Regions from separate parts of the Homo sapiens genome. Here region 1 is linked to region 2. Evidence: chromatin contacts called from ENCODE Hi-C or POLR2A ChIA-PET data. All regions are on one chromosome and are shown on one strand. Each heading gives the region's core, a stretch centred on a gene start or an enhancer-like site at or near the end of the contact. The rest is flanking DNA. Distances are from core to core; before and after follow the strand shown.

Evidence for each region. Hi-C counts contacts between places; a loop is a spot of excess contacts on that map. ChIA-PET counts read pairs that join two places held with the same protein, here RNA polymerase II (POLR2A). Pooled maps may share reads with other maps.
Region 1: a loop to region 2 is called in a pooled map, with 11 times the contacts of the local background. The contact joins two enhancer-like sites. A Hi-C loop is called at or near these places in 6 of 50 pooled maps. POLR2A ChIA-PET finds 5 or more read pairs at or near these places in 2 of 52 experiments (AG04450 and OCI-LY7).

What each region holds. Positions count from the first base shown.
Region 1 is chr10:34,117,223-34,122,914 of GRCh38, reverse strand. It overlaps PARD3 (par-3 family cell polarity regulator), which reads left to right. Exons shown (of 25, transcript NM_001184785.2): 24 at 3,175-3,302. Among named protein-coding and RNA genes, the nearest start is that of LINC02629, 220 kb to the right of the region's middle. Within about 2 kb of position 1,539, at least 3 of the 41 ENCODE cell types and tissues checked have a DNase peak (open chromatin) inside an H3K27ac peak, as active enhancers do.
Region 2 is chr10:33,262,210-33,268,409 of GRCh38, reverse strand. It overlaps NRP1 (neuropilin 1), which reads left to right. Exons shown (of 17, transcript NM_003873.7): 4 at 4,537-4,764. Among named protein-coding and RNA genes, the nearest start is that of NRP1, 69 kb to the left of the region's middle. RefSeq lists an enhancer at 3,485-4,684. Within about 2 kb of position 4,054, at least 10 of the 41 ENCODE cell types and tissues checked have a DNase peak (open chromatin) inside an H3K27ac peak, as active enhancers do.

The DNA of each region.
Region 1 (5,692 bases), core at 290-2,789, 860 kb before region 2:
TTTATTTTTGTGCTTGGACTCAGATACATTATTTTGTTCATGCCATAGGGATTGAAGCCACAGTGTGTAAAATTCCAGATTGCCATTGTAATACTGTTCATCCAGTTTTTGTTTTTAAGAGGTCTTCATTTAAATTGTGAATTAGAGGGGTGATTTTTATTCAGGTCAAGTGTCAAACTTGCCGGGATGAACTTATTTAGTTGTTGCTCTGGGCTGGTCATGTATGCAATCTTCCTTGAAATATGTGACCTGTTAGAGGGTTTTATCTTAAAGGTAAGAGTGATTCTGTTTAGTAACCCACCCTTTTGCAAGTTCTAAAAAGAGAAATGGAGTAAACTATTAATGGTGAAGCCAATGTTTATGTTTCTTCCTGGTGAGCATGATAGTATGAAATATGTCAGTTTGCTGATCCCAAACTCATTCACTCCTTTTAAGTTTTCAGACCCCATATGCTGATAATGTCATCATTGGAATGTATCCAGATCCAACTAGATACTTGTAGCTGATAAAGTTTGAGGCGAACAGTGTCAGAAAACACACAGCAGAGAAAACAAGTCCTTCAACTTCTTTTTTCTCTGTCAGAAGCAAATTTTCAGGCCTATGGGAGAAACAACTTAAAAATACACCTGAAATTTCTACAAGACCTTGCAATTTCCCTTCACATCTCCACAAGCAGCTTGTCACAGAACAGCACGAGCTTAAAAAGCTGGTTACTAAATCCTGCTGCAGAATGCCAGATCTTTCAAGACTGTTTGACACATGCATATAGTTTACACTGAGTGAAAAGGAAAGGAAAATGTGGTTCTTTTGAGGGTGTAAAGGAAATGGTGTAGTGTTTTCTTTCTGTCCAGTGGTTTATCTCAAGCTTCCCATTGCTCACCGTGACAAGAAAACAGCTCAGTTTCCTTTTTGGCCAGCCTCATCAAGTGTAATGGAAGAAAATGTCTGTCTCTTTTAATGCAGTTGATGAACAATTGTTTGCATAAGCAGAACTCGCTCAGCGAAGTGTTTTTCTTGCTGAAGGCCTCACTGATGTGTTATTTGAACGGTGTTGTGAAGCGGGTCTCTGAATACACATTTGTTCCAGTGAGTGTGGTTATAAAGCCCCTAGTAGAGACTGGGGTATTGTAAAGCCTAATCTCCTCACACATTATTTTTGTATCGGGATATTTTTAATATGCTCACTAACTAAGCCCATATGCTTTGAAATGTTTGTCCTGTATATTGCTTCATTACTGCTTATCAACAAGTAAGGTTGTGCTGGCTTTGCAGAAAGAGAACAATAGATGATGCTTGATTTCTTTCTGTGCTGGCCAAAGCCAACCATAGGAGCCATTCTTTTGGTAACAAGGCTACCTGTTATCTTACAGCTCGCCAAATGAATGTTCAGACTCTGTTGTTTTAGAAAATCATTATCAGGGCAAAGTCTACCATTAGCTTTCAACTCTAAAAGAAAATCAATAACTTGTTTCAAACAGACATTCCTCACTCAGACTATGCCTGTTGCACAACGTTGCATAACAGAGGGGGAACTGAGGGTGGCGAGTACTGAAAAGGATCACTTAAGGGGCCTACTGCTGATGCTGTGACAAACCATTGGGATGTTTCATAAATGTAGAGGCACCATTGTATATTTTGAGCACAGCTACTTTTATTTCAAAAGGCCAGATCTAGAAGGTAAGGTAACCATTGTCAGTGAGAAATTGAAGCATCCCAGAAACCTGATCTATACCATGCGGTATACACGTTCAGTAATCTGATTTCGGTGAGAAGCACCAATCACCAGATGACTTGCTGACCAAAGTATGTTTTTTCTTTTCTTTCTTTTCGTTTTTCCTTTTTTTTTTTTCTTTTTTTGAGACAGGGTCTTGCACCATCACCCAGGCTGGAGTGCAATGGCACGGTCATGGCTTACTGCAGCCTCAATCTCCTAGGCTCAAGCGGTCCTCCTGTCTCAGCTTCCCAAGTAGCTGGGATCACAGACATGTGCCACTGCACCTGACTAATTTTTAAAATTTTTTTGTGGAGACAGGGTCTCACTGTGGTGCCCAGGCTGGTCTTGAACTCCTGAAATGGAGTGCTAACCAAAGTATTTAGTTAGAAGGATTGAAGTGTTCTCTATAGGGGATGATTAACTTAGGTAAATTGCCATTTCCTAATAACTAAGGTAAAATGCATTACCTAATAACCAATTTAAGTAGCGAGTAGCTTTTGGGTTTGTTCTTTTGATAGGCATTTCTGTTCCCTGTTTGGCTGCCATCTGTGGATTGCAGGAGACCTGTTGGTACCTAGTTTAAACTAATCTTGGCTTAAAATTTCACTGTCATCCTGTACTAGAAAGGGAATCAGCTATACTGTATCCTGCTGTAAAACTAAAATATATACCTACCCCCCAAAATTCATCAACATGGCCACCTCACAGGTGTGCACTCCTGGACTTTCCCTCTTTTGAGAGTTGTAGCAAATTTTTATTTATTTATTTATTTTTGGCATTAACATCTTCTAGTTTTTGGAAGAGCCTCATTCTTATTGTATCTGCTCTGTGTATTCTGGAGAGAGGTAAATGGTGTCTTATGTCAGCATTTACCAAGCCTCATTATAAAGACTAGACGCTGGGTTTAGTGGCTTACACCTGTAATCTCAGCACTTTGGGAGGCTGAGGCAGGATTGCTTGAGGCCAGGACAACATAGGGAAACCCCATCTCTACCAAAAAAAAAAAAAAAAAAAAAATTAGCCAGGCATGGTGGCCTGTGCTTGTAATCCCGGTTACTCGGGAGACTGAGGTGGGAGGATCACTTGAACCCAGGAGTTCAAGGCTGCAGTGAGCCATGATTGCACTACTGCACTCCTGCTTGGGTGACAGAGTGAGATCCCATCTCTAAAAAAAAAAAAAAAAAAAAAAAAAAAAATTAAAGAAGACTAGAAAGTTTGATCTCTTCAATTTAAACCACATGCCAAAGCCAAAATCACAGTTTAAGAAAATTGAGTGTTTATGGGCTCATAAGAGCAAATATATGTATGCCACTTTTCTCAAAGAAACGATTTTGAAAAACAAATCACAGAATTTTCAAAATTTTCAAAGTCAATTCATAAGAATCGAAATGGAGTCAACCAGTTGTGTGATCTGTACAGAACTTTCTGGTTAACGATGTGCTTGTATTTTCCTCTTCCAGCCGAACGCACGGCCGGCGACGCAGAGCGGGCGACACTCGGTGTCCGTGGAGGTGCAGATGCAGCGGCAGCGGCAGGAGGAGCGCGAGAGCTCCCAGCAGGCCCAGCGCCAGTACAGCTCTCTGCCTCGGTATGAGGACGCTTGGCCGAGCCTCCAGATCCCCCCGGCCCTTTAAGATCCCCCGCCCTTTAGGAACGCGCTCCTTCCCAAGTCACTGGGGCCTCTCCAGCTTGCCCCTGGTAGCAACAGAGGAACCAATAAATGTCCCGTGGCTACTGTTCCTTAGCGTGGGGGGCTGTCGTACTGCGAGGCCAGGGGAAATGCCCATTGCAGGAGATGCCAGTATTTTCACCCACAAGCTCCCTAAAAAAGTGAAGCGACTCGTGTACTGGCTTCTTAGTATTGGCTCTCCTGCTTCCTGTGTGGACAAGACAGTATCTTCATCTGAAAAATGGGAAGATAACCCTTATTTGGCTTAGCACATATGGTTATTAGAATAAATGATACTTCATAAATCCAGAGCTCCATAAAAGGATCGAGAGTCAGTGCTGCATACGCCGTGGTTGTGTGGGATCCATGGTCCCAAACCTCACTCTCTTACTGTCCCATCATCACTGCTCTCACCCATGTTTAACTTTAGAGGGTCTCAGGGATGTTGAGCTTGTTAGCTGGGAACCAAGCAAGAAACCCTTACTTGCCTGCTCCCCAGGGGAGACGCCTTGGCCCAGTTCTCCGACAAAGGCCTGCAAGGGTCTCAGGGTGACTGAGTGCCAGTACATTGAAATAGTAACTATTTTTCCATCAAAGTTTTTCTTCCAGGCATAGTAAAGAATAAAAATGTTGAAAAACATTCAGCTTTTTAAACTTCCCAAAACAGGTGACTCCTGTAGTCACAATTCTTATAGGCATTTGTTGCTGTATTTCAAAATCAGGTGACAAAGACATATTTTAAGTGGGAAAAGATTCATTTGCCATGTTGATATCAGGTAGACTTTTGACTTTGAGCAAAACAGTTTTAGGGAGTTAGGAGACAAATGCTTATCTTGACTGACCAGTGTAGAGTGATCTTGATCAATTTCTAATAAAGATGAGTCCTGGCCAGGCACGGTGGCTCAGGTCTGTAATCCCAGCACTTTGGGAGGCTGAGGCAGGCAGATCATTTGAGCCCAGGAGTTCGAGACCAGCCTGGGCAACATGGCAAAACACTATCTCCATAAAAAAATACAAAAATTAGCTGGGCTTGGTGGCACATGCCTGTAATCCCAGCTCCATGGGAGGCTGAGATGGGAGGATCGCTTGAGCCTGGGAAGCAGAGGTTACAGTGAGCTGAGATCACACCACTGCACTTGCCTGGGTGACAGAGCAAGACCCTGTTTCGAAAAGATGAATTTCTTTACATGTTAAATAATCACTGTAACAACCACAACGGACTTCACCACATGGATACAGGTCAGCCAAGGGGACATGGATGTGAATGAGTCTCCATGGGGATAAGTGCCATCTATTGTAGCAGTTTATTCATTCAGTTGTTCTTTTTCAATCCATAAGGCTATATAAAACCCCTTTGAGTACTAAATTATTTTTTCCTTTAAAGAGGAGAATTGCCAGGTTCTTTAGCCTGCTGTAGGTAAGAGTCATTAAAGTTTTGGTCTTTATAGGACCTTTGAGATAATCTTATCTTACAAGGAAACAGCTCAGAGTAAGTAAATTTCCCCCAGCTCACACAGCTAGCAAGTCATTTTGCCAGCATTCAAACCTGAATCTGCCCATGCCCTAAACCATGATTTTATAAGGCCCGTTGCTATCAAGGGCTTCTGTTCCCAAATTTTTTGAGACAGAGTCTTGTTCTGTTGCCCCGGCTGGAGTGCAGTGGCGCGACCTTGGCTCACTGCAACCTCCACCTCCCAGACTCAAGCAATTCTCATGCCTTAGCCTCCCAAATAGCTGGGGTTACAGGCGTGCGCCACCTCGCCTGGCTAATTTTTGTATCTTTAGTAGAGAAGGGGTTTGCCATGTTGTCCAGGCTGGTTTCGAACCCCTGGCCTCAAGTGATCTGCCCACCTTAGCCCCCCAAAGTGCTGGGATTACAGGTGTGAGCCACCACACCTGGCCCCAAATTTGGGATATTAACAGGTGCAAAGTTCCCCTCAGTGCTCTCCTGCCCTCAGCATTTAGAAGGAGGTCACTGTGTGAATCAACCCAGTGAATCAAATGCCTAAGCACTTGAAGAATTAGACATCAAGGTTGGTCTGTGTAAAATCCACCCTATCCCCCACTCCGCTACCCCCCTGCCCCCTCCCCACTGCCCTCCAGTCTGTGTGGCTGCATTCCATCGGAAGGGTGAGCTGACAGTGTGGACGAATTGGCCCACCTGGCATGGCCCTCCCTGCACGACCACACGGGTGGGCCAGGGCACTTCATAGCTTGTGTGGATGGTGTTGTCAGGGCAGGGGCTGTGTTCTTATTTTTATTGGCCAGTTGTTTGGCTTCATATATTTTGGCCGTGCCTGAGAGTGTCT
Region 2 (6,200 bases), core at 2,805-5,304:
TCATCCAAAGGTCTCAAAGACTCTCAGCTTCTTTTCCATGTCACTGCCATTAACCAAATAGGCCCAGTTGTGGCCCTCCCATGTGACTCTATCCTGCTCACAGCTTCTCAAACAGGCAGGAAGCCACTGTCCTCAAAATGTCCACACTGGGTCTCTGTCACCCCACTGGGCAAGATTGAGGTCCTGCTCAAAACAGCATCAACTGCATAAAAATCATTAATATAATTCATTTATGAAAACATATATATATGTATACACACACACACAAAAGCACAGGTCATGAATGTTTTTCCCTCAAAAGCCCTTTAATGATATTATAGAATTCATGGATCATTATTCTTTTGAAGATACAGTACTTCTTTCAGGATGCAGCAATTTCAAGTTTCCTGAAAACACATAAATTACACTAATCATAGTTTAATGCAACCAGAATGGCCTTGAGGTTTCCGGTGTGAGGTCACAGTTCTAAGAGACATTTAGGCCATTCCAGAGTCCCCGGGTTGCATTGCTCCAGGGTCATCTTTGCCTGACAGTCAACAAGGCCAGCCCCGCTTCTTCCTGCCTTCCTGGAGCCATGTTGGACCGCCCTAATTCTCCTCCTAAGAGCCCCTCTTTTCCTTCTACATGTCTCTTCCCAGATGCTGAAACTTTGGGCCACCAGCCCTACATTTATTTCCAATCGCCTAAAGAGATTTCTCTAGGAAACTCAAGCCTCCCCACTGATCTCTGTTCCCATCCTTCCCTTGGTCTTCAGGCCCAGATGCTGGAAGAAGCTGCTGCTGTTTCCTATGGGTCTCAGTGCAAGGGGGACGGGGGACGGGGGTGGGTGCCATTTACTGAGGGCAGACTTGGTCACTTGATATATGTTATGTGATTGAGAGTTTGTGCATTTAATAATAATTCCAAAGAGAGTATCTTGACTGTTATTATTCTCTGTCCTTATTGTCCTTGGCAACTAAATGGTGGCATTCCTTATAGCTATACAAGTTACTCCTGTTCTTACAAGTAAAGAGGAGAGCTCATGTTCACTAACTCCAAATGCCTGTGTGAGTGCCACTTACTCCTAGGCACCCAGGGCTGTTGGCCTCACTCCTGCTCATCTCCTGTGTTGTATTCTCATCTCCTGTGTTCTCAAACTGCTGTAAAGAAATACCTGAGACTGGGTAATTTATAAAGGAAAGAGGTTTAATTGGCTCACAGTTCTGCAAGCTGTATAGGAAGCTGATGTTCACACCTGCTCAGCTTCTGGGTAGGCCTCAGGAAACTGACAATCATGGCAGAAGGCAAAGGGGAAGCACATGTCACAATGGCCGGAGCAGGAGCAAGAGAGAGGGGAGGGGAGGTGCTACACGTTTTTTTGTTTTTTGTGTTTTGTTTTGAGACAGAGTCTCACTCTGTTGCTCAGGCTGGAGTGCAGTGGCACGATCTTGGCTCACTGCAATCTCCGCCTCCCGGGTTCACGCCATTCTCCTGCCTCAGCCTCCCAAGTAGCTGGGACTACAGGCGCCCGCCACTATGCCCGGCTAATTTTTTGTATTTTTAGTAGAGACGGGGTTTCACCGTGTTAGCCAGGATGGTACACGTTTTTAAACAACCAGTTCTCATGAGAACTCACTTACTATTGCAAGGACAAGGCCAAGAGGGGATAGTGCTAAACTATTCATGAGAAATCCACCCCCATGATTCAATCACCTCCCACCAGACCCCACCTCCACCATTGGGGATTACAATTCGACATGAGATTTGGTGGGGACACAGATCCAAACACTATCACGTGTATTCACCATGGACTTTCTTAACCCCTTTTCTGCCATTGTCCTTTTGCGAGAAAGTGCTTCTTCAACTATGGTAAACTGAAACAACAGTGAATAAGGAAAATATTAAAACAAATTTTGGTGTATAGTGGACAAAATATGAAGTTACAGAATCTTTAAATTGGAAGAGATTTTAGTTTTCAAATTCTAAAGTCCAACTCACATTTGTCATGCGCAGAATTTGAGAACCAGAAATGTTGAGAGGCCACCCAAGTTTACACAGCGGGTGAGTGAATCTCAGGACTGGGATTCAGGTCTCCTGGGGCTCCATCCAGTTCTTGTCCATCGCCCCATGGAATGTCCCCATGTTTTGTCGAAATACACAAGAAAACCTGGGATCACTTCCATAGCATGACAAGGGCAAAGTGAAAGCACCAAAATTCACTTGCTTTTGAAAGTATGACCTTAATTCCTGTCATTTTTTTCTCAATAAATCTTAATCTGAACTGAAACATTTTATCTTTTTAAGAAGGAGAAAATATTAGTATCTGCATGAAACCTTGCTGTTTCATGCAGATACTAATAAACCATGGCTTACAAGAATGTAGCCAAAGCGGTTTTTTCCCCAGGGAAGAGTTTGGAGGTCTCCAGGGTAACTGTTTCTACACTGTGGATATAAAATCCTAAAGGGTCCCCAATATCATGTATGTATATATATATTTTTTCTTTGTGGATAAATGACTCAAATTAGCATAGTCGCTGTCATCTCAGAAGCCACCAGAGTAATTTAGAAACTAAGATTATAAACCATACAGCACATGTCATAATCTCTACCTGGAACTGACCTGGCGAATTGCCACGTTACCAACTTTTGAACCAGAATCAAATAGATAAGCATTTGCAGCTCTCATGGTGAAGGGTGAGCCACGTCCAAGAAGGTTTGAGAGGTATTTCAAATAAGTCAGACCTCTGCAGACCAGGTTTACTGGGCCCATCTAAGAATTCTTCTGCATCTGCAATGCCATGGATCCATGGATAGCCGATATGTGCATGAGGAGGAAAGGATTGATTTGTTTTCTCAACAGGCTGCCAGATGCACTCTGTTGGTATTCAGCCTCCTGACCTGAATCACTAAAACTAGAGACCTGCTAGTTAGTTAACTTTAATCTCTATTGATGTCTAATAAGTCGCCTCTAGTTGCCTGGCACTTTGGGAGAATGTTTAGTTAAGAACAATCTCAACAAAGCACCTTATTTAGAATTGAATCCTTGCATGTCATTGCCGGGGCCCCATCACGTCTGCCTTCAAGCCACTGTGAGAAAATGATGCAGGAAAAGAGTTGTTGAACTGAACACCCCCAGATTTGATCCTGAAATTCAAAAGGATAAAGACTTCTCTGATTCACAAGTGTCTTAAGTGTAGCTATTTGAAGATCATAGCAGCAGGTGGTATTCAGGGACTGAGCTGATGTGCTCATGTTGGTAGAGAAGGCAGTTTTGGGTTTTTTTGGTTGTTGTTTGTTTGTTTGTTTGTTTGTTTTTTGAGGCGGAGTCTGGCTGGCTCTGTCACCCAGGCTGGAGTGCAGTGGTGTGATCTCGGCTCACTGCAACCTCTGCCTCCCGGGTTCAAGCAATTCTCCTGTCTCAGCCTCTTGGGTAGCTGGGATTACAGGTGCCCACGACCACGCCCAGCTAATTTTTCTATTTTTAGTAGAGACTGGGGTTTCCCTATGTTGGCCAGGCTGGTCTCGAACTCCTGACCTCAGGTGATCCGCCCACCTCAGCCTCCCAAAGTGCTGGCATTACAGGCATGAGCCATTGTGCACACCCGGCCAAGAAGGGCAGTTTTTGAATTGTGTAGTGAATACCACCCTATGCTGGTTACCATGAATTGAAATTGGAGTCATTCATACAGGCATAAGGTCAACCTGCACTATATGCATGGATGCTCTTGACCAATTTCAATGACAAATCACCATAATTTGTAAAGTCCTGGTGGTACTGAACAGTCATTAAAATTACACATTATAAATATATGCATTACACACACACACACATCTATTAACATGCAATTTTAGAATGGCGTACTATACTGTGTCTGATACTTCGGGGAAGGTTAGGATGTCAGCATTGATATCAGGTGACTTCCGGCATCATGGCCTGTAATCACAGTTTATCGTGCCCTCACTAACAGCCACACTTTACCGGCCCACCTGTGTCAACACCACTCAGAATGAGTCACTCACCCTTGGTACATGTACGAATTACCTTTCACATTTCGTTTGTCAAAGAGGCATAGGTCACATCTGGCAGAGTTACTGAGTCACTGGTGTAGGAATCTGAAACCCAAACTGCCTCCACTGAATTCTCTCCCTCGCCTTTATAAATGTTCTATTTCACCAATAAAGGGCTGTCAGCCTCAAGATTTAAAGGTTTAAGCTTGAAGGGGCCATAATTATTTCTCTAGGGCTCTGTTGAGATTTCTGCAGCTTACTCATTCATTGTTCCCACATGATTTTATATTTGTCATATTTTTCCCTGCAACAGCAGAAGTCTTTAAATTGCTCCATACAAATGGAAAGCTAAGGTTAACACAATAAATCTGAACTTGACTTTCCATACCCATTTTACTAATATGAAAAGGCTGACTAATACATGATTAGAACAGTGGTTATACTGGCGGGCTTTTATTAGAAAGATGTTCTGTCTTTACCCAGGTTATTTCTTGGGGAAGTTGTTTAAGTGGGATTTTCACTTTACTCCTTTTTCTCTTCTACTCATAGGTCCTGAATGTTCCCAGAACTACACAACACCTAGTGGAGTGATAAAGTCCCCCGGATTCCCTGAAAAATATCCCAACAGCCTTGAATGCACTTATATTGTCTTTGTGCCAAAGATGTCAGAGATTATCCTGGAATTTGAAAGCTTTGACCTGGAGCCTGACTCAAATCCTCCAGGGGGGATGTTCTGTCGCTACGACCGGCTAGAAATCTGGGATGGATTCCCTGATGGTAAGAATGACAGGAAGCACCCCAAAAAGGGAAGGTTCTGGAGGAAGGGCACCAGTATTCTTTTACAAGTCTCATGATACATGAATCATTAAAAAAAACCTCAAAAGGACACTGGAAAACAAAGCAAAACTCTCTATATTCAGAGCAGTGATGAAATATTTGAGCTCAAGAAGACCTTAGTAATTATCTAGTCCAATTCCTTCATTTTATAGATAAGAAGCTGAGGCCATGAAAGATTACAAAAGGTTCTTTTAGCTATTTTTGTGATATAATTGAGACAAACACATAGTTTTTCTCTCTAAACTATTTTGCTCATCCACTGACCTGGCTACTCATCATTAATTCACAGATTGTAAGAGGATGGGCTCTTAGTAATTCCATTACATCAAACCACTCATTTTATAAATGCAGAGACCAAGGACCTGAGAGGTTGAGTACTTAATAAAATTTTAAGGCTAAACTATGCATCCGTTATGCTACAAAACAAAAATTTGGAAAAGGAACGAGAATGTTTGGGCATTCCTAATTTAGACAGGTTCCCTGTACATTCTCTACAGATTTTTCATCTTAGGGAATTTGAGTCACCTCAATACATCATTTATAGTCATTGACCTATGCATTCATATACCTAAAAAATATTTCCTGAGCATCTGTCATGTACCAGGCACCATCCTAGCCACAGGGTAAGCAAAACAATGAAAGATGCTGCCCTTTGGAGTTTCTCTTCTGCCAGGTAGAAGGAAACAATAAACAATGCACGTTACAAATAAATGAATTATGTGCATGAAATGTTAGAAGGTGAGAAGTGCTATAAACAAATCTCCCCAAATGAAAGCAAGAAAAAGTACAGCAGAGTCAAGGGATGAGAAGTTGGGAGTGGGGAGGTATAGGTTGAAATTTTAAATAGGGTGGTGAGGTTAGACTTTTTTTTTTTTTTTTTTTGAGACAGAGTTTTGCTCTTGTCACCCAGGCTGGAGTTCAGTGGAGCAATCTCGGCTCACTGCAACCTCCGCCTCCCAGGTTCAAGCAATTCTTCTGCCTCAGCCTCCCGAGTAGCTGGGATTACAGGTGCACACCACCACACTCAGCTAATTTTTGCATTTTTGGTAGAGACGGGTTTTCACCATGTTGGCCAGGCTGGTCTCGAACTCCTGACCTCAAGAGATCCTCCTGCCTCAGCCTCCCAAAGTGCTGAGATTACAGGCATGAGCCTCCATGCCTGGCCGAGGTTAGACCTTATTAAAGAAAATGACATTTGAGCGAAGATTTGAAGGAGGTGGAGGAAATAGCCATATGGACATCTAAATGAAAGTTTTCCATTCCACTCTTGTGAATTAGAAGGTAAATGGCAAAAATACACAGTGAAATTCTGAACAGAGGGGGATAATATCCAATAATTTGTTAACAGCTGCATTGCTTGTCTTGTGTTTAGTCTG